3 separate regions of the Homo sapiens genome follow, and regions 1 and 2 are each linked to region 3. The links are chromatin loops, found by intact Hi-C in ENCODE. Cell type or tissue: PC-3. All regions are shown on one strand.

The links. A loop is a pair of places that touch in the nucleus more often than their neighbours do. Peaks named below come from ENCODE experiments on the same cell type or tissue, not always from the same donor. Only the 100,000 strongest peaks of a DNase experiment are listed, where the experiment ranks them.
Region 1: a loop joins it to region 3, with 5 times the contacts of the local background. A loop is called at or near these places in 3 of 110 quality-filtered maps.
Region 2: it touches region 3 in a loop (2.5-fold over the local background); 5 of 110 quality-filtered maps call a loop at or near these places.

What each region holds. Positions count from the first base shown.
Region 1 is chr12:77,748,911-77,756,910 of GRCh38, forward strand. It overlaps a transcript of NAV3 not described here. Among named protein-coding and RNA genes, the nearest start is that of NAV3, 78 kb to the right of the region's middle. In PC-3, no CTCF peak of the experiment used is centred here; a DNase peak (open chromatin) is centred at 3,241; H3K27me3 peaks cover 3,726 bases.
Region 2 is chr12:77,720,321-77,728,320 of GRCh38, forward strand. It overlaps a transcript of NAV3 not described here. Among named protein-coding and RNA genes, the nearest start is that of NAV3, 110 kb to the right of the region's middle. In PC-3, CTCF peaks have their summits at 134, 4,248 (motif pointing right) and 4,454; no DNase peak of the experiment used is centred here.
Region 3 is chr12:77,844,262-77,852,261 of GRCh38, forward strand. The region is part of intron 1 of NAV3 (neuron navigator 3); the gene reads left to right. Among named protein-coding and RNA genes, the nearest start is that of NAV3, 17 kb to the left of the region's middle. In PC-3, no CTCF peak of the experiment used is centred here; DNase peaks (open chromatin) are centred at 1,790 and 3,840; H3K27ac peaks cover 1,104 bases.

The DNA of each region.
Region 1 (8,000 bases), 95 kb before region 3:
TGAGGTGATGTCTAACTGTATAATCATTTCACAATATATATGTGAATTAAATCGTTACATTACACATGTTAAATGTATACAATTTTATTTGTCAATTATACTTCTGCAAAGCGGGAGAAAAAAAGGTAAGTGTGATGTACAAACTCATACTAGAAACCATCCACGTTGTTGGAAATGAGCTATGCATGCCACCAAGTGAAGTGAGAAAGATTCTCCCACCTTAGTTTTACCCAGAACTACTGGAAAGATGTGTTATTGTTCAACAGTGACAGACATGATAAAGGACTACTTCATATGAACTACATTTCTAATGAGAACAGAGTCCAATGAACAGAAAAAGAAATATCATTATATATGGAAGGGCAATGTCACATTTCTAACGATTCTGTTACGTTGAGATATTCAGGGATCAAACCTAGTAGGGTTCAGCCCTGTAATGGGGCTTAACATTTAGAACAATTTAAAAATATTAAAACTTAGATGAAGTTATAAAAGATGTTACAGATGAGAAAAAGATGAAAATGAGTATTAATATGATGGATGGGAAAGGCCATACACAAAGTTAATCTGCTGAGTTGATGGGTTGCATCAAAATTATGGGACTGAATTTAAATGTAAATATGTTTTAAAATCTATTTAGACAATTTAAGATAGTGAAGATATAGCTTGATAACAAATATTTTTTGAAAAGGTTCAGCTAGGCTTTTTTTAATGTCTATAAGTTTAATATGAGCCAGAAATATGAAGTGCCTGCTAAAAATAAAAATAAAAACCTTAGGCATAATAGCAATACAGTAAAGATCAAAAGAAGTCATGCACTTGTTGCATTCTGTGATATTTAGACCACATCCAGCAGGTTGTGCTGCTGTCTTTGGGCCATATTTTAAGAGAGTGCTCGCTGTATATATCAGAGTGGGTCTAAAAGAGGCTGACCAGGTGTTTTCTAAAATATTTGATTTACCAATGTAACAGATGCTAGAGTTCTTTTCTTTCAAGTTAAAGCTTTAAGGAGTAGACTTGAGTCCCCTGGGAAGTCATGGGCAGCTGCTGCTAGAGAGATATATTTCAGGTGATTCTGCAGTTCAATAAAGTCAAAGATGCCAAGTTATTTTAATACAGTATAAATGAAAATTATGGGAAGGAGTAAAGATAACCTCTGTTGGCTAGGTGCGGTGGCTTACGCCTGTAATCCCAGCACTTTGGGAGGCCAAGGCAGGTGGATCACAAGGTCAGGAGATCAAGACCATCCTGGCTAATATGGTGAAACCCCATCTCTACTAAAAATACAAAAAATTAGCCAGGCATGGTGGTGGGTGCCTGTAGTCCCAGCTACTCCGGAGGCTGATGCAGGAGAATCTTTTGAACCTGGGAGGCAGAGGTTGCAGTGAGCTGAGATCACGCCACTGCACTCCAGCCTGGGTGACAGAGCAAGACTCCATCTCAAAACAACAACAACAAAAATACAAGAACAGAACATAACCTCTGTTGGCTTGCACTTGTAGTCCTAGCTGCTTGGAAGGCTGAGGTAGGAGGATTGTTTGAGGTCAGGAGTTTGAGTCTGCAGTGCGCTCTAATCATGCCTGGGAATAGCCATTGCACTCCAACCTGAGCAATAGAGTGAGACCCTGTCTCTAAAAAAAAAAAAGTAAAAAGAAAGAAATATGAAAGATAACCCTGGGTAAGTACAGAGCTGGGAGGGATATAGGACATGACTGTCTTGTTTGGCTTTCTGGGCCTTGTAAAGCAAATGGATCTCAGGGCTCCATTTAAAGTCTGAAGTGGATTTTAATAATTGTGGTATACAGTGACAAGTGATACAATAGCATATGGCAAGTCATGCTGTTAGCATTAAAAAGGGAAAGATAAATACTTTCATATAGATTTTATTCCAAATCTGGCAAAAAATAATTTAAGAAAGGCAGAATGTAGCACTCACAGCAAGTGATAATCAATTTTCAAAGTTTTTAGGAACTAACAGAATGGCAGTTTTTAAAACTATAATTTGCTTAGAATTGAAAATGAGGGTGCCTCTGGCTACAAGACTTATTCTTATTTGCTATAGATTCCTGCAGTCTCACAACTAACTGTGAGAATTTTCTTTTTCTCTTTTTGTTTTGTTTATTAACGAGTTGGGCTAAAGGGTTTTGTTATGTATAGTTTCACAAACACATAGATCTTAGTTTGAATGAACTGGTCCTATTTCTTTAGAATCCTTTAGGCATATGAAAGTTGAGTTTGGTGTTGGTCAGGACAAGGTAAACATACGCTGGATAATAAAAGGCACAAAAAAGTTGACTAATGGGTTATACTCTTATGAGCTTTTCTACTTCAAAAATACTAGCCTCTTTGTAGCCTCTTTTCGTAGAGCTATCTTTGAAAGGACTTCTTTTTCTCCTCAAATCCAGTATCTACCCCTGCCTAGGCATATCTACCTATACACATTGATATGGTTTGGCTGTGTCCCTGCCCAAATCTCATTTGAATTGTAGTTCTCGTAACTACATTTGGGAGAGATCTGGTGGGAGGTAATTGAATAATGGGGGCGGTTACCCTCATGCTGTTCTCATGATAGTGAGTTCTCACAATATCTGATGTTTTTATAAGGGACTTTTCCCCCTTTTACTCACTCACTTTCCTTCCTTCCACCATGTGAAGAAGGACGTGTTTGCTTCCCTTTCTACCATGATGGTAAATTTCCTGAGGCCCCCCCAGCCATGCCTAACTGTGAATCAATTAAACCTCTTTCCTTTATAAATTAACCAGTCTCAGTTATGTCTTTATTAGCAGCATGAGAATGGACTAATACATACATTGTTCCTTTATAATCTAGAAGCATTATATCAATGTGAGCATATACATTTTGTATTCTTAAATTACACAATACAATTTACACATTGTTCAATTGAAGTTTTTTTCTTTCATAACCGAGCTTATACGCAGTTGTTCTGTGACATTAACACATTGAAGTTATTCTTGGTTTGTTATTTAAGAAAATATTGGAAATATTAGATGTCTTCAGGGAGATATTTTTTAAAACATATTACCAGATGGGTGAATATTTCTCCTTTCCAAGAATATAAAATTGGTGACTCATTTTTATCTTTGGTTTTCCACTGTAAAGAATGGGTGTCAGCTTCCTATGTAATTTTGATTTGTTTATCCAGCAGTTTTGTTTGTCTGTGCGCTTTTCTGTGTGCCAATTGTGGTCAATATTTGGTTTCCATAAAAGGTATGAGTTTTCTTTGAGGCTATCTTTTCTTACCATTGCCAAACCCACAACTGATGCACCATTACTTTGACTTTTGTTCTTAATTTAAACTTGGCACGGATCCTGTCTTTGGTGTAAAACATAAAACATACTCTGTTTTGACATGGAAGCTGGGAAGGAAACTATTTGTTTGACATTTTCTAAAGGGATCTATAGACAGGATGTTTGTGTCGCTTTTATAGGGACGCAACTACTACCTGAATGTACAAATACCCACGAGTTCAGGGTTGGCACGGCTATTAACAAATAAAAGTAGCCGAGAGTCCATTTTTCTTAGTTTATAGATAAAAACAGATGAAGACACATCAAAATCACTCAGTTTAATGGAACGCTGGAATGCAGAGCAATCAGGACAGATACTAGTCTCAAGTCCAATGGCTTTTCACTGCTGCAATTCTACCGAACTGACTCCTTACTGTATAGACCAGACCACCTGAGTCTGAATCCTGGCCCTACCACTCATATGTCTAGGCAGGTTATTTAGCCTCACTGAGCCTTTTTTTCCTCAACTGTAAAATGAGATATTAATAGTCTCTACTTTATAGAGCTCTTATAATAATTAAATAAGGCAAGCGACTGAATACAGTGACTGACAGAGTATCATGCTCCTCTTCCTCCTCCTCATCTCTCAAAATTGAATGCACAAAAAATACAACTACGTGACAATAAAATTGAATGCACAGGTTACATCCCTTTTTGGTGAGACTGTCAGGTTAGGGTTCTTTAAAGAGCAGGCTTTGGGCATTCTGGGTTCATTACCATATAGTTCTAACTTACTAAGCCAAAGATACAGTCTTAGACTTTTTATAAGGTAAACTGAACAGGAACTCCATGACCTGAAGGTGCTACTAAACCTCTAAGCTGTGAAACTTCAGTCATATTTTATGAATAATTTAGGTTTTGTAAGCTCAGTTCATCCATATTTTGGAAGCTTTTCAGACCATCTTCTGTAAAAATTGTACAGCAAGAAACTGACAACACATAGAAAGTAAAAAAGAATTCCTACAAACTTTACCTGCCAAATCAATCCATGTATTCATATTTATTGAGTGTCTAGAATCTACGCAGTGAAGAAAACTACTTACCATTCTCATGAGCACCCTGTCTTGCACATTGTAGGCACCTAATGCATTTTTTTTCAATTGAAATTTATGACTGTGTTTTTCACAGTAAATGTTCCCTTTAAAATATCCTCTAAATCACTTCTTTTAAAGTAGATAACCAGTCAAAAGTGGGGCAGTAGCAACTGTTGAACTTAGCAGTAGCCAAAAGCCACCTTCATCCCGAAATCTAATGACAGCTTCTTGGATGCAGCACATGTGTGTTCTATCTCCATCTCTCTTCTTAAAGACAATCCCTAGGTCTACATCTACTGCTGATTTTGCAGTTTTTACTAGTTAGGTCATATTGAGAATGATGATAGCATTAAAAATGAGGTGTTTTATTCTCTCTTATCCCTTGCCACAGTCAGTAGAAAAAGGAGGGGGAAGTAGGGAAGCCCATCACTATTGTTCCACAGCACTGAAATCATTGCTTTTTAAGAAATGGCACACAAGTGGTACCATTTATCAAGTGGTACTATTTATGTCTCTGTAAGAAAAATTCCTGTCTAATGCAAAATTGTTTTACAAATGAAGATTATTGGTACTTACTGAGGAAAGGATAAGTTGAAATACGTTCAAAAATATTGAATGAAAGATGTTTTGTCATTCTACTCATGGTTTACTAAGAAAGATTTAAATTTCTTCACATTAATCAGACTGCTACCTTTAGTGCAATTAAATGTCACATAATTGACTGTTATCTTGAGTCTTGTCATATAGAAAAAGGTAGGCTAGGTATGCCCAAGTTTGTTTCAGAAATAATTAATACTTTTAAATTATGAATTAGGTGTATTACTGATGTTATTTTATACGTATTTTTGAATAGCCTCTCCAAAGAAATCACAGGCATCTCATAATTTCATATAATAATGAGCGAACCTTTCTTCCAGCTCATCCATTTAGAGCTCCGATTTTGGCCATTTACTCTCAGGTGCTCCACTCTCCTCAAGCTGATATTGGCATGAGATTAGGGAATACCAACGCCCCAGTCACATGGAGCCAGTGTTGATGAGACTAATTGGATTACTCACTGGCTTAATTCCCCTTGTATGCTAAGGTGGGAAAGGGATAACAATGTATGTGAAAGTCCAAAGTCCCCTTCAAGCTACACTCCAACACAAGCTATGGCTATTACCATTTCCCCACATTGGCTTATTATGGTGACCTTCATTGCTCCTGAAGGACTGCTTTACTTAGTCTTCCCTTTTCATGTTATCAATTCACAGCATAGAATTATAGTTCTCTATTTCTGTATAGCCCAGAATTTGAGTTTAGTTGAATTTCTCATTCTTACCCGTTAAAACTTGGACAGCTGCAGAAAACATGTTTCTTAATACAATTTTGTGTTTCTTGCTGCTACTAAAGCAGAAAGAATGGCAGCCCCATTGACTAGTATTAGTGAAACTTTGTGAAAATCTTACGAAGATGTTAATGTTCCTTTTGGCTGTGCTTCCAGTGGCTTAGCTGTTTATGCGAAACTTTGCCTGGATGTCTTACAAGACCAGTGATTCTATCAGGTTTTGTTTTCCTCTGCCTTGGGATAGATGTGTTGCCAGAGTCATATTCCTTATAATACTGTTATTTGGCTCCAGTTTTATACTAAAACCAAGGACATAGTCAGGTAATGATTTGTGAAAGAAGAAAATAAACTTATAATTGCTGGCAAGAATAGAAAATCTTTTATCAAAATATTTAAATATGATATTCTGAATAATTTTTATCAATATCGGGAAAAGTTTTTTTGCTGAATTAAAAACAATTCCAAACCTGAATAATTTAATTTTCCTTCTTTTCTCAGTTAGTGATGAAGCTCAGCCTACAGGTGGACATTTTCATATACATATGAATCTCACCATCTTCATATTTCTAGTCTTTTCATTTGTTCCTGAAACCACTTATGCTTACTGTTTTTTTAATCTCAACAAAGACTATTTCTGAAATTTATACAGATCACAGGTCTCTTAAATCACAATTAATAATTTCTAGTTTATAGCTTTCTAATATGGCTCTTGTAAGATATGAATGAAATACATGACTTTAATTTAATAGAGGCCACATATATTTTGACCTCTTTGCTCATTCATACCTACTCTGTACCAACTGTGTGCTGGGGATACCAGGGAGCACAAAGCCCTCTGCTTACGTTGATGGGATCTTCTTTTCTTTTCTTTTCTTTTTTCTTTTCCTTCCTTCCTCCCTTCCTCCCTTTCTCTTTCCCTCCCTCCCTGTGCCTTTCCTTTCCTTTCCTTTCCTTTCCTTTCCTTTCCTTTCCTTTCCTTTCCTTTCCTTTCCTTTCCTTTCCTCCCTCCCTCCCTCCCTCCCTCCCTCCCTCCTTCCTTCCTTCCTTCCTTCCTTCCTTCCTTCCTTCCTTCCTTCCACTCTCTCTCTTTCTTTCTCTCTTTCTTCCTTTATTTTCTTTCCTTTTTCTTTATTTTCTTTCTCTCTTTCTTTCTTTTCCTTTTTCTTTTCTTCGTCAGGGTCTTGCCTTGTCACTCAGGGTGGAGTGCAGTGGCGTGAACACAGCTCACTGCAGCCTCAACCTGACAGGCTCAAGTGATCCTACCACCTCAACCTTCCAAGTAGCTGAGACTATGGTTAAAATAATGTCGAATTCAAAATAATTTTAAGAAATATTTGAAGATAAGATGTCACTTTAAATATCTTATTGTCCTGTAGGAAAGCACAGAAAAAGTTCTAAAATACTAACTTAGCATGGTCTTTGAAATAGATCAACTTTTGAATCCTCACACTTCACTTATTTGGCACAAATTACACTTATCTTTTTGTACTCATTTTGTTCTCTTTAAAAAATAAAGATAATAAAAGTATCATCCTTCTAGAAGTGAGTGAGGACTATATGATATAATATATACAAAGACCGCCACCAGGTAGTTTTTTAATGCTTGTGCCTTTTTTTAGTATCATTATTAATGTTATCATTATTGTTATTAAAAGCAAGTGTTTATAGAAATAGGGTTATGAAAATTTGAAAATCATAGGCATAAATAAGCTTTAGCCTATGGCTCAGATGGCATTTGCAGTTTATGCATATCATGCTGATTTAACTGACACTTTTTTTTTCCAAATTTTAATTCCTTCTCCTATTTTCAGTGAGATGTATTTTTATTTTTCTACTCAGTTTGTTGTCCTACTCATTATTGTGAACATAGGAATGAAGGGGTGCTTGGAAATGTCTAGATTATCTTGGCCATTCTCTTGTTATATTCAGTGATGTCAGTAAGACATGCTCCTTTAGGAACTGTGTGGTTTATGAGCCTGGAATGTCATATGCAAAAGAAATATTCCTAACTCTATATTTTATGGCTAAAGGTTATAGAAAGATTATTAGTTGACTTTCTTTTGAGATGGAATATTTTAGTCATGCTTTAAAAATGAGATTCTAAATTATTTTTAATTTTCTTATTTGAAAGTAAATAGTTTCTAATAACTAAAGTATGAAATTACTTTGTAATTCTGAGATATGCAATATCCATATCCACCTATATTTAGTTCATATATTTCAGCTGGGTTATTTATTGAACTATTCCTTGCCATTAAAAAATTATATATAGTAGATTTTATCTTTATGCTAAACAGATTCTTCTTAGTCATTCAACTTGCTAGAATCC
Region 2 (8,000 bases), 120 kb before region 3:
GCCTTTACCCATCAGCTGGCTAGTGATTCTGGGGGCCACTCAAGCGTTTTTCTGTGGGTGTCTTCTCAGGAAGTGTGCACATAAATTTCCAATTAGAAGGATTTACTGGCTTCTTTTTGCAGGAAACTGTACTCTCTTTCTTCCTCTTGTGTCTGTTTGAAGTACTACAGGTTCTCTGCAGCTGCCATATGCTGCTCAGCTCTCCATTCTTTTCAGCAACTCCCTGGCTTCTAGAGTATGCCAGTCCCATCAGCACTCCAAAATAGAATAACCAGACCCTTGGGCAGCATCCTCAAAAACCAGAATGTTAGATGCAAACTCCAATTCTTTCCCTCTCTAGGAAGAAGCTGAGAGTTTTTCCCACTTGTTCCATGTGGAGCCAGTAAGCAACTATGGCCAGGGAGTACAACACGTTTTTCTGCCAGCTTTGATGCAGTGGTTTCATGCTCACTGAGGTGTAGGAGCCTCTTAACTGGTTTCTGGATTTCTCACAAAGGGAGTGTGTCCATGTACTATTGTCCATGGAGGGAAGGAGGGTCTGGGACTTTCTCTTCTGTCATGTTGATAATATCACTTCTGCCTATGATTCTTAAAATGTTAATTAACAGAGATATTCTGCACATCAGTTTTTATTCTTCAGGGCCATAGATATAAGCTCAGCAGTGTGGTCTGAGTCTGCTCTAGAATGGTTTGTGTTTTTTATTTGTTTGCTTATTTTTGTTTCTGGTAATCGGAGGAGCATGTGCTATTGAGTGAGAGGACCACAGTCCATATCTGGACCCAGTGGACCCACGGTAAGCTGAGAAGCTAGGACTATTCATTTCACAGCTCCGAAACTCTATTCTTTCATTTATGAAGTGTGGATATTGTCGAATATTCATCTGGACCTTTGTAAGTGCATTGTAAATCTGTAAAACAACAAATTAAGGTTATTTATTATATATAATAACTACAGGACAGATCCAAAAGATGTAGATGTTGTTTTTTACCAACCTAATTCGTACAGCTGGTTCATTTTGACTGGTTACTACTTTTTCCTAAGTATAATGAGCACAGCAAAAAAAAAGCGTATTGAAAAATCTGGGTAATTAACCTTTTTGTTTTAGCTCTTCTTTGTATTTGGCTTACTTCTCTCATATATCTGAATGTGTTTATAGCCATTTAAGATATGCTGAGAACCTGAAAATTCAATTACTTATATAAATGTTTTACACTTAAATTAGTTCTAGATATTTGGTAGGAACATGGGTATAAAAACATGAAATATAATCAAAGGTGAAAAGAATAGCCTCAGTTATTTATCTTATAAACTAGTGATTTTCATAATTTATTTTTTATGTTGAGATAACTAAGACAATAATTCAAGGTCTGTAATGCTGAGAGTCATATAAGCTTCTAAACAGCCATTTTTGGAAAGTACTCTATGGGAATGTAGCAATTTACATGGCACATTTTCCCAAGGAATTTAGAGCAGTTCGTGGCCCTTACGTAATTTGTGGGAGGTAAAATACATGTGTCATTATTTGAAATCCCAAAGTCTATGAATTGAATCAAGAAGCCTCTTTATAGGCTTTTCTGATTCAGGACAGCCAACCCTAACCAGACCTGGAACACACAATACTACTCATAGTTTTTGTCAGAAGGAAATTCAAAAATAGCACACCTAGAAGAATTGTCATTTTACACTGAGCCAACTGTCATAAACTGTGTGCTCCATGTGTTTCAATGGAACTGAAAACCCCAACTCAATTTTCTGCTGAACAAATGTTTAAACTGAAAAAAGCAACGAAGCCCACAAACAACCCTTTTACTTGATGCATATTTTTCTTTATCCTCTTGTTGGGTTGTTAGAATGGGAATTCTATGTAGAAGGAAAGGTATAAAAATGAATTCAATCGTGTTTGGTAGTATTTTCTACACTGTGTACTGGGCTGTGACTAACATACTTTATTTGATAGGGATTATAATCATCCTTTTTTCAGGAAAAGATGAATTCAGGGTTTTCTATAATTAATATACTCATACTCTTTCAGGAAAACTACATGCTGTGTATTTATACGTTAAAGCAACAGGTACTATAAAAATCTTGTTGATATTGTGTGTGGTAGTTTTCAGCTTTTTGATACTTAAGCCTTTGCTTTTACAAAGCATTATGCTGGTATAGCTGTTTAGCAATAACTTTTGATTATTATGGGCCTAGTTGTGGTAATTTTACAAAATGGGCAGTATTCAGATTGCATGTAAATTGCAGTGATAGAAAAAAATAAAAAATATTCTTCTACAGTCTGGGAGAAATTTTGTTAAATCATGTTATTATATGGGTTGTTAAGTTCTTTGGAGTCTTTTGAAGAGTGTCCAGGCTGTTTCCATGCTTTGTTTATATAGGGAAATGATTGGAATAAAAGCATGAACTGAACTATTCTTGAATTAATCCAAATGTTTATATTATGGCATTATTGATAGAAATTTTGTCTTGTTACTTGGATATCATGCAGTGTTTATGAGGATAGCAGTTTTCTAGCCAAAATCTCACTCATGAAGTTCAGCTCTCCAATTTTAGAAATGATTTTTCTTTTTCTTCATGCATACATACTTGGCACAAACCTCAGTAAAGTTAGGCTCAGGTGAATGTTTACAGATTATCATTCTGAATATGATTTTTTGAGGGGCATGATTGTAGCTTTTGTGTTATCAGCTATAGTAATTTTTGCAAGTTTTTTTTGCCTTTTGGGTTTTTACTAAATGTTTTTCTACTATGTTATTAATTTTCTGTAAAATATGTTTATAGTGTCTCTATTCAGAGAGACAGAGACATAGAGAAAGAGAGCACATGCTCTCTCCATGTAGAAGTGACAATGGTACTGGGAGATGGTGTGATATACCAAACATTTCCTCAGTCCTCTTTCCTTTACTAAGCCCTACATTTTACAGAAGTGACTGCGAATAAAGTAAACCAAGGAGAAGATCTCTGTATGCCTTAACAACTTTTCAGTTTTGCAAAACTATAATAATTAATTCTTACAATAATGTTATTGAAAAGTTTTTTTTTTTAAATTTGATTTATGGAGGGATTATGATGAGCCTCCTTAAAGAGGTTGGCATGCTGCTTAGACTACATGGAGCCACTGAGCAGATACTAGTCAAGCTATGTGAACAGCACTCTGCTGGCTATTAAGAAGCCAATGATAAACAAAATAAATAGGATCTCTGCCCAGATACAAATACATTTCAAGTTATGACATGCTGTGAAAGGCTTGAATCTTCTGGTTCACACACCTTCTCCCTGCCAGAAATCTGGGTGCAGAGCCAACCTTGTTTGCTTACTGGTCATGAAAATAAAGGAGGGTCAATTGGAAGATCCTGATCCATAGTTAGTTGATGCCCTTTCTGAGTCTCCACACAGATTTCGAGGAGTTTCTTCTTGGCAATCTTGACTTTTTTTTTTTTTTTTTTTTTTTACATATATCTCTATTATAATAGGTCCCATTAATTAGAATTGTTCTATTTCAACCTTCTGCAACTTAAACAGTAAGTCCTTGCAGGATAGTGAAAAGCCTTTTTCATGTTGAATTGCTTCATACATATGAGATTTAAAGTGATGAATATGCGTGTTCATTCGTTTGTTCTTGAAAATATGAAAGTACATTTGAGTTTTTGTATTTTTCTATTCATTAATTTTAAATGCCAAATAAATTATTACTTTTCTACATCCATTAAATGGGGATAACTCTTATCTCATTAGTTTACTGTGTAAATAAATGAGATAAAGTATATAACATATTCTAGATGCACATGTAAAGTATCAAGACATGTTAGATATTACTAATACTAAATAATACCACATTCTCTATTACAAATTTCTATAAAAATTGCATTTTTCATATAAAATTTTGGCTGTGACCATATATGTGGGCACTTATGTATTTGTTTACAGACCTATCAGTTGATTATGCTTTTTCTGTATTTTTTTCTGAGAATAGAAATGTTAAAAAACTTTCATTCAATGCCTGCAAATAAATTAACTCAAAGATGTTCAATTCTAGAAGGAAACTTACAAATTATCTTGCCTGATATGCTCATATTATGAATATATAACTGGAGGAACAAAAAAATTAAAAAACATATTTAGGCCACTTTGGGGGGATTCAGTTTATTAAATAATATCTCAAGTGCTCAATAATATTTGCGATATCCTTCCTTTCAGTGCTAGAGTATTCAGCAATATACTGTGTTTGCCACCAGAAGGTGCTACAGGGAAATAAAACCAGCCTGTTTGAATGCTTTGTACTAGTATTTTTCCATTTGCTCTTGGTGGTGTCCTCTCTAGATCATTTCCTCCATTCAGTAATAGGTTTTCATATGGTATCAATATCCTATCTATGAAATTTCAAGGAGCTGACCATGGGCAAAAAAAGCAGGAAATAGAGAAGTCTTTAGAAATAGCATTATATGAAATATTTGAGAACATAATATTCATGTAATTGAAGATACTGTATAAATTAAGCTTTGCAATTTCTGTTAAAGTCAACTTCATAAAGAAAGTTTATGTTCTGTGCTAATTCAGATGTCAAATCTTTCAAAAGTGAATTTACACTCCCTTTAAAATATGGTAGAACTGAGAATGCTATTGTGGAATGCATAATTCTAGAGTGAGTACATTTTATAATCTTGTCAGTAAATTCACTAACCTTAAAAGGTTTATTGTCTTTAAGCTTTCCTAAGTAAAAAATATCACCAGGTGTCTGTGTGTATTTTCTTCACATAGTTTATTTCAAGATAATTTAAGCATCTAGGCGATACTGGTATTAAACTTTTTTCCATTGAGGATTTCCCTTTTCTTTTCCATTTGGGAAATACAACATGCTTCCCAGATTCCAAATTTCACTGCTTATTTTTATGACTACTATAAAAGGATAAGAAGAGGATAAAATAGTAAAAGGGTAATAATATTATCCTGGGAGCTATTTCTGTATCTCAGTGCTAAAAGCCATCAAACTATGTAGACATTTTTAAAAGTTCTTTTGTAATATTCATATAACTGACGAAAATGTGTTCATTTATCATTTCAGCAGGAAAAAGTATAAAATTTCTCTGGATATTTTTCTGGACATTTGCTGTGTACATTTTCATTTAACATGCCTTTGCAAGTTAGATAGTTTCCCCAGATTTTTTTTTCTTTTAATTTCATGTGCTCAGTAAAAATGTGGCAGTCTTAAGCCCAATGCTGCAAACTATACTGGTAAAATAGGGTGGAAATCAGAGAAAGTGGTAGTTGTAGAGAGCTTGCTCGCAAACCATTCAAAATTTGGAAAGGAAAAAAAAAAAGTGAACTCTTCTATACTCATGTAAACTATTGTATTAGTTTCCTGTTGTTGCTATAACAAAATATCACAAACTTGATGGCTGGCGACCACAAAAATGTTTATCTTACTGTTCTGGAATTCAGAAGTCCAAAATGGGCCTCACTGGGTTAAATTTAGGTCTCTACAGGGCTGCATTCCTTCTGGAAGATCTGTGGGCGAATCCATTTCATTGCTGTTTCTAGCCCTAAAGGCTGCCCTGTCTCTTGGCTGTGTTTCCCTTCTATCTTCAAAGCCTTCAATGGCTGACTGAATTTTTTTCATGCTGCATCACTCTGAATCTGACCCTTCTGCCTCATTCTCCACACCGAAAGAACACTTTTAATTACATTGGGCCTAACCGGATAATCCAGGACAAACTCCTTACTTTGAGGTCAACCGATTAGCAATCTTAATTTTCCCTTTCCATCTCATATATTCACAGGTTTCAAGGATTAGAATGTGGAAATCTTTGGAGAGGGGATTATTTTTCTGCCTTCCACATCTACCTTCTGTGCATTTTTCCAGAGTTGAAATACTATGTGTGTAATTTGTTTAGCATTTTTCACTTACACTTGTGGTTTGGATTTTCTCGTGTTAGTGCTTTTCAGTGAATATCTTTTTCACAGCCACAGAACACTACAAGGAAAGAATTTACCATCATTTTCCTACCCATTCACCTAACATTGGCCACTTAACTTATTTAAAAATATTTATTGTATATCAGTTGTGTGACAGGTGCCCTGCAAATAAATGGGATTTTAGTCATTTATAAGACAAAGTTTCTGCCTTTAGGGGAACTAATGGGAAAGAGAGGAGGAAAGAAAGTAAGGGATTAGTCAGAGTATGAATTTATTAAAATTCTGATGTGGGCATGACAGTGGAGACAGGGTACCATAAAAATGGAAAGAATGAAAAAAAATGGAAAGAATATTTCTTCAATGGAGAGTCAGGCATGGTTTCCTAATAAAGTGACATGTTTGCTGGGTCTGGAGGGTGGAGATATTTATCCACTTTAGAAGCTAGGGAAAGAGTGTTTGAGGCAAAACAACAAAAAACAACAATAGCAACAAAAAGGACTTGAGTAAAACAACAATAACAACAAAAAGAGCACTAGTAAAGACCCCAAGTCAGGAAGCTGCTTGGCACAGTGGATGATTGTGAAGTGGGACAAACTGGCAGGGGTTTGGTGATAAGAAAAATGGCTTGGGATGAAGACGGAGAGGTGAGAAAAGCCATTTCATGTAAGACTTCGTATGCCAAGGTAATAATATGGGATTTCATGTTAAAAACAAGGAAAGCTATAGAACAGTTTTAATCGAAGGAGAAACACAATATGCTTCTATTCAAAATGATCCCTCTGGCTACAGCACTCATCATGAATGAAGATAGCAGAAGGAGACATGAGGAGGTGGGGACCATATTGAGGAATATCCACAGATTTGTCGATAGAGATGGTCAGGATGGTAGGAGCCACTGAAAGGTTGGTGATGCCATGATTCCATTTACTAGGACTGGTGTAGGCTGAGAGAAAGCTGTTATAGTGGGAGGACTGAGTTCAATTTTGGAAGCATTGTATTTGAGAGGTTTTTGGGTCATAAACATGGAGGTTCCAGTGAGAAGTTTACGAGTGTAGTCAAGGCCTGATAGTTTGTTGTGGGCTGGAGCTTTATCTGTGGAAGCTTTGTAGACAGCAACCATAGGCATGGGAGAAAAGTAAACAGGAAAAAGGGAAAAGGTTGCTTCTTATTTCAGCTCTTAAGAGGAACAATTTTTTTTTTTAATTGCATGAATCATTGACCCCTTTTTGTATCATTTAGAATATTACCAAGTCAAGGGTATAAATATTTTAATGTTGAAATGAAACGTAAGTGAAAAACAGGCAGACAGATTTAAGGAAGCGTATTCCAGGGAGACAGAATAACATGGGCAATGGCCAAGAGGCATGGAGCTGCACATTGTTCAGTAGAGTTTAGAAGTGTGATATGACAGGGCCCAGGTTCTAAAAATTCTGTTCTAAAAATTTTACACTTATTAAATCAACGAGTCTGTGAGGTAATTACTATCATTACCTCATTTTATGTATGAGACAACTTAGGCACTAAGAAGATAAGTAACTTTTCCCAGTTATACTGTTAGGAAATTGTGCTAGAATTCAAGCCCAGGCAGTCTGTATTACATAATGGACAACTGCTATTGCCAAGTACTCTTCTAATTACTCTCATTTAGGGGTGGCTATTTCGCTTTTCATCCTAATGAAGTCTGCCAATATTATCCATCCCCACTGGCTATAGGAGTGGGAAAAACACCCAAATTGGCCTCATCAGTATTTTTTTTTTAGATGTTTTAAAATTGGAAGTAAAGAACAAAATATTTCTGCTCCTCTGATAGCAAAGCTAGTGAAATGTGTACTCCAAACTGCAAATGGCTACGATTCCATCCTAGTAGACATAGCCATGGTGAGTTTATAAAAAGATGAGATCCAGTGAGCCTCCTGGTGGTACTTAAATCCCCAGCTCACTCCAGTCCTGTTAGGGCAAGACTTCCTTTTCAGCAATTTGGTCATGTGAATCACAAAATGCCTAAGCTTGTCTGAGTTGGTTACGATGATTTGTGGTCAAAAGTGTTTTGAGTAATATATTGCTGATTTATTACAGTTAA
Region 3 (8,000 bases):
GTCTTCACACAGCAGAAGGCCAAAAGAGAATGAACCCACTCTTTCAAGCCCTTTTATAGGGGCCTTATTCCCATCTATGAGGGCTCCATCCTCATGACTTAATCATCATTTAAAGGCCCAACCTGTAAAGCTATCACATTGGTGATTAAGTTTCAACATATGAATTTGAAGGTCACATTCAGACCATAGCAATGCCCAAAGCATGAGCTAATATTTGGTCAGGAGAGTCACAACTTTACTTGCTTCTAGGTGTGCAATAAATTTTTTTGAGTTGTGTTTATAGGGATAATACAATGTAGTTTAAATAAAAAATTTCTCACTAACATTTTTATTCCAGATTTTAATTATTATTTTCTCCCCTTATCCCTCCATTCTATATGGACTTGTTTTAAATTTTTATTTTAATGGTTCTATTAAATATTTTTTCGTTGGGCAGAAAGAATATAGTCATATACATATACCTACATATGATACATGGGCATACTTATTCATCCTGTAGTCTAAATATGTAGAGTATATGTTGCATACAGCATTACAGCAGCAGTAGTTAATATGAAATCACTAAACTTCTAGTCAGGTGGCCTGAATTGGAGTCCTTTACTCCAACTGTGTCATCTTGCATGTTTTTACTCAATTTTCTCGACTTTGGGATTAGGACAAGAATAGCAACCTCACTTAATTGTAGCCAGAAATAAAAGCGTACTGTTATAGCATCATAATAACGTTAAGACATTACCTATCATTTTTGGAAGCAAATGAGACCTACAAACACACAATTTTTAGCACAGGCTATTCTTTTTTTAGAATATCAATAAGCATAGAACTAACGAGAAAAATTTACACACAGTTTTGTATAAATATGTATATGTGTGTATATATATATATGATATTCAATAGCTCCTGGATCCATCTATTTTAATAAAAGGAATCTTGTGGAATACAAATACACTTCCCAAATTCAGGCAGTCTTGTTTTGAAGAAAAACAATCTTAGTAGTGATTTATGGGATAGAGCTCAGATGGGTTTGTGCTTAGATTGGGGCTCAGTGCAGTCTGGCACTGCCTTTAGAAGAGAGGACCATGTGCTCTTGGACTTTGACTAAGAACCTATAACATCCTAATATTGAATGACTTTATTTCAGATTTTTGCTACAACACTTAAAAGAACCCAAGTACTTTATTTATTTTATTGCAGAAAGAAGCATATCTACAAATCATCACGCTTTACTTCACCATTGTTGAATGTTTTTTCCTCCTATGTTTAAGTCAATTAAAAAACCAATGTGGAATAGACAGAAATTTTCTCATCTATTGAAGTTTTGGATATTAGTGATATCTTTTAGAGGTTTTCTATTTTTTCATATTTTCATTAAGTTTGATTAGGCTAATACTTTTTTTTTTTTTTTTTTTGAGATGGAGTTTCACTCTTGTTGCCCAGACTGGAGTGCAATGTCACGATCTTGGCTCCCTGCAACATCCGCCTCCTGGGTTCAAGTGATTCTCCTGCCTCAGCCTCCCAAGTAGCGGGGATTACAGGCACATGCCACCATGCCCAGCTAATTTTGTAGTTTTAGTAGAGACGGGGTGTCTCCATGTTGCTCAGGCTGGTCTCGAACCCCTGACATCAGGTGATCTGCCCACCTCAACCTCCCAAAGTGCTGGGATTACAGGCTTGAGCCACTGGGCCTGGCTGATTAGTTTAATTCTTTAAACATTAAGTGTACCAAAATACTAGCTTTACAATGCAGTGCACTCCAAAAAGCACATAAAGATTACTGATCTCTGAGTCATATCTCCAATTCCGGATGAACGAAGATTGGAGAGGAAAGGGATAGGCTTATGTAGCTGAGAAATGAATTCACTCAAGAGTTGATAAGCACCAAAACCAAAAACACATCCAATACTAAATGACAAAGTGTCTGTAATTTCAGATCCTCCTCCATTAAAATCTATTAATAGAGATTCAGATTTTGTGTTTATTGCTTTAGGTATGAACTATCTGAGAATCCACTGTCAGGAGTTTATTCTCTAAAAGTTAATTCATTTTGTGTTTGCATAATGAATGAATGCAATGTATTTAGAAATAGTGAGGATAATATATGCAGGAAGATAATTCTAATAGAAAAATCTCTTGAAGGATAAATACGAAAATGTTGGAAGAATAAATGAGTTATCACATAGGCTGACCAACTGTACTGGTTATCTTCAGACTGTGCTGATTTTAGTGCGCAGTGTCTTGTTTTGGAGATTCTTCAGTCCCAGGCAAACTGGGATGATTGGTTACTCGAGTTATGAGTCCAATTTCCTTGATTTTCTCCTTGATTTCATTCTAGTTTTCTATAATAGTCTAATTATTAGTTCTAATTTTATAGTAGTTGGAGATCTCATATTTATCAATTTTTAAATATATTATTGCCTTGTTAAATTAAGGATTCGTTGTTAGATGCTGTCAATTATCTATTTCAGATTTAATGGGAAATGTCCTTTCTTTAACAGGAATTTTTCAAATTAGAAGTAGCTTCTTCAGAGGTTTTATTCAAAGGAGAATGATTTTTTTTCAATGAGGTTCAAATATATACATTTGCTCTTCATCCCTTTTTCCTACCATTTTTAACCAGTGTTGGCAATGAAAATAATACACTTTCCTTTTATGAAAAAAGCTTTGATTTGTCAATAAAACAAACATGTCTTAGTTCCATGAGTTCATCATCAGGAAATTTCCAACCTAAATCTTACGGGCCCTGAGTTGAATATAATGATATCTTGAGGTACTGCAGTGAATTTGTTTTTTCTATACCTTCAGAGACTACACACAGATATCAAGACTTTCTTTTCACTTCAACAGTATGCTTCTCCTCTGTAAGACAGACAGGATGTGGTCTAGGAGAAAGTCCACACTTTAACAATAGGCCATTGACAGAATGTGTGGGGAGTACAAAGAGGAAGAGAGCATCTGTCTACACCCAAAATTATCAGAGGCATTTCTGTGTGTGAGAATCTTCGATTTCAAAAATATGTTTTTAAAGGTCACCCGTTTTCCTTCTCTGTTTTTATTGGATGAGGAAAATTGCCTTCAAGATAACAAAACATTTTAAATTCAGGGGAGGAATTGCATCACATTTTGTCTAGTTATCCCAGGCAGAAAATGAATTCCCTCAGGCACTAAACACATTTTCTTTAGCTCTTATGTATGATCTATGTGAATCAAGCTGAGAAAATGAAAAGGGTGGGAAGATGAAATCCAACTGAAAGCAACAGGGCAGAGGATCCAACAGGCAAGAAGTCCTTCTAGGAAGAATAAATGGAGAGTGCCCCAGGTGCTGACTTTATCTACAATTAATTCTGTATAACATTTTCTCATTCATTCTGCATGAGCAAAGATGCTACACAAAGTATTACAAACACCACTATTTTTCTTTCTCTTCTGTAGCCTTGATCAAATGGTAGTTAAATTTTAATTAAATTTCATATTTCAAGGACTTGCAAGAAAGTCTCTGATGTCTTAGCCCCGTGTTTGTTCTCTGCATGTGTAGCTTGTTTTAGCCTTCAGAGGAAAGTTCCCATATATAGCACTCTATCACGATGTTGACCTGTATGAACATCCAGCTGGTGCAGCTGCCAGGAGGCTGAAAGGAGAGTTAGAATGAGTTCCTATGTCTGTCTTGTCTTTTACTTTCTTCTTTTGAATGCTGTTGTGTAAACCTTTTGTTCAAATGTCTTGCCACCTGGATTCTCTTGTGGATGTGTTGCTACTCTCTCCAAAAGACTTGGCAGAGGGTGCTTCCTGTTGTACAGCAGACTTTTATTTACAGAACACCTATAAAACCACAACAAGAATAGTCAGAATATAAAAGATGGCCTTCTAATGAACGTAGTAAAACTTCAGAGCACATTCTTTAGCCAGGAGAAAGTGCTGCAAAGATGTGATTTAGGATGAGTAAGACATAAGTCAAGGTGTGGATCTTTCAGTTTCCACTAGAAAACAACACTTGGATTTCCTGGCAATGTATTTTTGTAATGACTGTGGTTTCTTTTTGTAAACTGTGTCTCAGACAGGGAGGAAGAATGAACCAACTGGATTGTGTAACTTTATAAATAGAAACAGCCATGTTAAAATAACAAGACTGCTCTGGGTTAAGGCAATGAATTTTGCTACTAGCTGTAAAGCTAGGCCACTGAATGAATATAAGATCCATCCTGCAGAGTAACTTCTAAGGCTTGCCCAAAAATGCTTAATGGGAAAAATCTATGAGAAGTCCTTGCTCCCTTCTATTGTATTCCAAGTGTTTTACTCCAAATAAATCAAAACCTTTTCTCTGCTGGATATAGTCAAGTTGGAGACACACAGGAACTTTATCCTCCACTACAAATATTGAATAATGTGCTCATATCATTTTTAATACAGCACATAGTTTACTAAACTTTGGAACAGTTTATCCATCCTGGCAGTGGCATACAGGATAAAGAGTTAACTGCCTTATTATCTGTTGAACAAGATATATGCTACATTTGCCATAGGAACTGGAACACTGAATGATTTAAATTTCATGATTGCTCTTTATTTTTGGAGGAAGAAACCCAGGTGAAAGCAGAGAAATCTCCTAATGAGGATTAAAAAAAATCAATATTTTCAATATGATTCCATGCAATTTCATATGTACTTGAAAGAGATATGTGCTGTGTTTACCAGTCAGTCAAAGTTTATAGTTCATAGCTTTTGAGTCTTTTGGGAATTACTGCATAATAGTGATGTTTTCTTTTATTTTGGTGGCTAATCCTTCATAGACATTGTTGGCAAACTAATCTTCCTGAGCATAGCCATAATCTTGGCAATCATTCAAGCTTCCCCCAATGTAATTAAAATTAAATTTATTTAAACTCTAATTAAATTTCTTTAAACTTTCTTTAATGAGAAACCGATTTGATTCATGTTTATATCTCTTGAGCTTCCCAAACACAATGTGTTGTATGTAATAGTGATTTAAACATATGTGTTGAATAAAAAATAATTATTTTTATGATTGTATTACTTTGACTCATGATTTACTTCATGTCTATATCGCAAAAAGAGCCATCCTAGAGACTGTTCATGATTTATTGGATAGAAATGCCAGCTATGCTATTTCTATGCAGGTTGAGTATTTATAATCCAAAAATTCAAAATCTGAAATTCTCCAAAATCTGAAACTTTTTGGGTGCCAACATGACACCACACATGGAAAATTCCATACCTGATTTCAGGTGATGGGTTGTAGTCAAAACACAGTCAAAACTTTGTTTCATGCACAAAATTATTTGCTGAAAAAATTACCTTTAGGCTAAACGTAGAGTGTATATGAAACATAAATTTCTTGTTTAGACTTAGTTTCCATCCCCAAGATACCTCATTATGTATATGCAAAGATTCTAAAATCTGAAAAGAAAACTCAAAATTAGAAGCACTTCTGGTCCCAAGAATTTTAGATAAGAAATGCTCAATCTATATATCAGTGATCCAAAGTCCAAACCTTAATAATTTTGGCCTTAGCAGAGTATACTAAGTCTACCTTGAGCGATGCTACCCCAATCCAATGGTGGTCACGTGTGTCTCCAAACCTATCTCATCAAATATAGACTTTTGAATGTGGAAGAAAGAGTGGAGGATCTTCTAAGACAAGTGTCTCCTTTTTGTACCTGATTAAAATTAAGACTCGGCAGATTGAAGTGGGTTATCTCAAAGCCATGGCATTTTAAAAAGTGGCTATAAAATTCTACGCCCGTGTCCTAAGCGTCCCATTTATTGATAATTATTGCTTAGGTTACTCTAATAAACCTGCTTAGAAAAATAAATATGTCTTTAACATAAAATTCAAGACTCATAATATTATGGAAAGCCAGCCATAGCCTTGTGCTAGAAAATCAGTAAGGAGGTGGAACATGTTTGAGTCATCCTCCAACACTTACAAGTGTTTTTGGCATTCTTTGATTTCCTTGTCAGAACGTAACTAGTGAAATTCCTCTGTTCAATAACAATATCCATACTCTATTGCCAGGGTAGGTTTATGGATGTTAATAGAGTTTTCCTTGTCAAGGGTGATGTATGATATGGATCTTCCTCTAAGTAATCATAAGTCCGTTGCAGTATAGTAAATCAGCCAAGTGCATTGTAATTTATATGTTTTACTTACAGGGATTTCAGACAGGATACTTATCAAATGTACAAGAAAATGTAACTCAGTATTTTCTGTAACATATTCTTCTTGCTTTCTTTCAAATCTCCTTTCCTGCTGCTGGTGGTTGCAAAGGAGGTTGGTGATGATGGGGGAAACCTAAATTAAGCTATTTTCTTTTGGTTTGAGAAAGCCTCATTAGAGTAAAAGATTAGTAAATTTCAAGGTCAAATTTCTTTTCAGCACCTTTTTTTCCTTTTCTATGAAGTTTCTCTCTTTCTTTCTCATTTTTAAAATGGCTTCTTCAGATGGATGGATACAGTGTGTGTAGGGAAGCTTTTGTGTCCTCAGGGTAATGGCAGATGAAGGGAGAAAAAAGTCTCTGGTTTTCTTGCTACTCTTTGGGTCCTTGCTGGTCTCTGCAGAGTTGGCCCCATCCAGCCTGGTCACTGGACATGTGCTGTGAGACTTGGGCTATGTGGACACCCTCTGTTGGCAACTATTGCTCATATTCTGCACCTGTCCTGATGCCAGCTCTCTTAGAATACTAGTCCTCAGAGCATTCCTGCATAGCACCACTGGGACACATAAGAACTTTTGGATTCATAGACATCGGATACGCTGTCTCAAGCCATATCTACCTAACTGTGTCTTATCATTTTTCCTCTGCTGTGGCTATTCCATATTGGCAAGGAGCACCCCTGCATTCTGATCCCCCCAGCTATCAAATGAGAAGTGGGGCACAAATTCTTTCAACCTTCACCCTGCTCTTTGACCTATCTTGAATTTTTTTTATGTAACTGTTAATCTTGTGCCTAGTCCCAAGGGTATGGAGGCACCAGCTTCTTTCTCAGGAATTCAAATTGTATCTTATCTTTAGAAATACCCCTTCTGAATCCCCTTGCTTCCTTACTGCTATTTGAACCTTTATTTACCCTCACTGTCACAGGTTCTCTGAAATATATCTTGCACCCTATGCATTGTGGTTAATAGTGCCACTGTATGCTGTGGTAACCAAGATTTTGTATTTGATAGATAAAGAAAAGTTCTTGAATTTGGAAAACACTTTTGTGCTCAATGAAATCTAACTTTTGAGACTATTTTGTCACAATGAACTTAAAAATATTTTCAATAATATTAAGCAATCAATTATTTGTTACAGACTGAATTCTGTCTTCTTGTAATAATGATTGTCGTTATTTTAATGATTAGGGAAACTTTAGATCAACTAAGAAACAGGAACAAAAAATGCTATGCTATTATCTCAAAAATGCATACTCCTTCCTACTTAAGAATAATAAATTTATATATTATGATATGGTAAAATTCACAACTAATTGTATTTTTCCCTAGAATGTTTAAAGCATTATCTAATACCAGCTTCAGTGTCTATATTACTGTAACTTCATGAAAGACTACTAACAATACTGGCTATCATTTATTAATATTAAGTAGTACTTGCCAGATGCCGTTAGAGGTGCTTTAAATGCATTCTCATTTAGTCTTCGTGTGTACTACCGTTATCTTCACTTTTTAGATAAGGAGACTAAAGTATAACTAGAGCTAAGAAACATGAGAAAGACGACCTAGCTACTGCCTATTTTGTAATTCCCATGGACTAAGCTTGGAGAAGTAAGAACTATTACTACAATAGCAGAAATTGAACAACAGCTTCATTTAGGAAATCACAGCAAAAGTATAAATAAAATGATGACTCTTAGGAAATAAAAAGCAGTTTTTGAGAGTAGGGATAGATGTGGCCTGCTCATTATAAAGTTCACGTGTGGTAATGGATAACTGATTTTCAAAATAACAGTTTAAACTCTGAAAATTCTGTTATTCTGACTGGGTG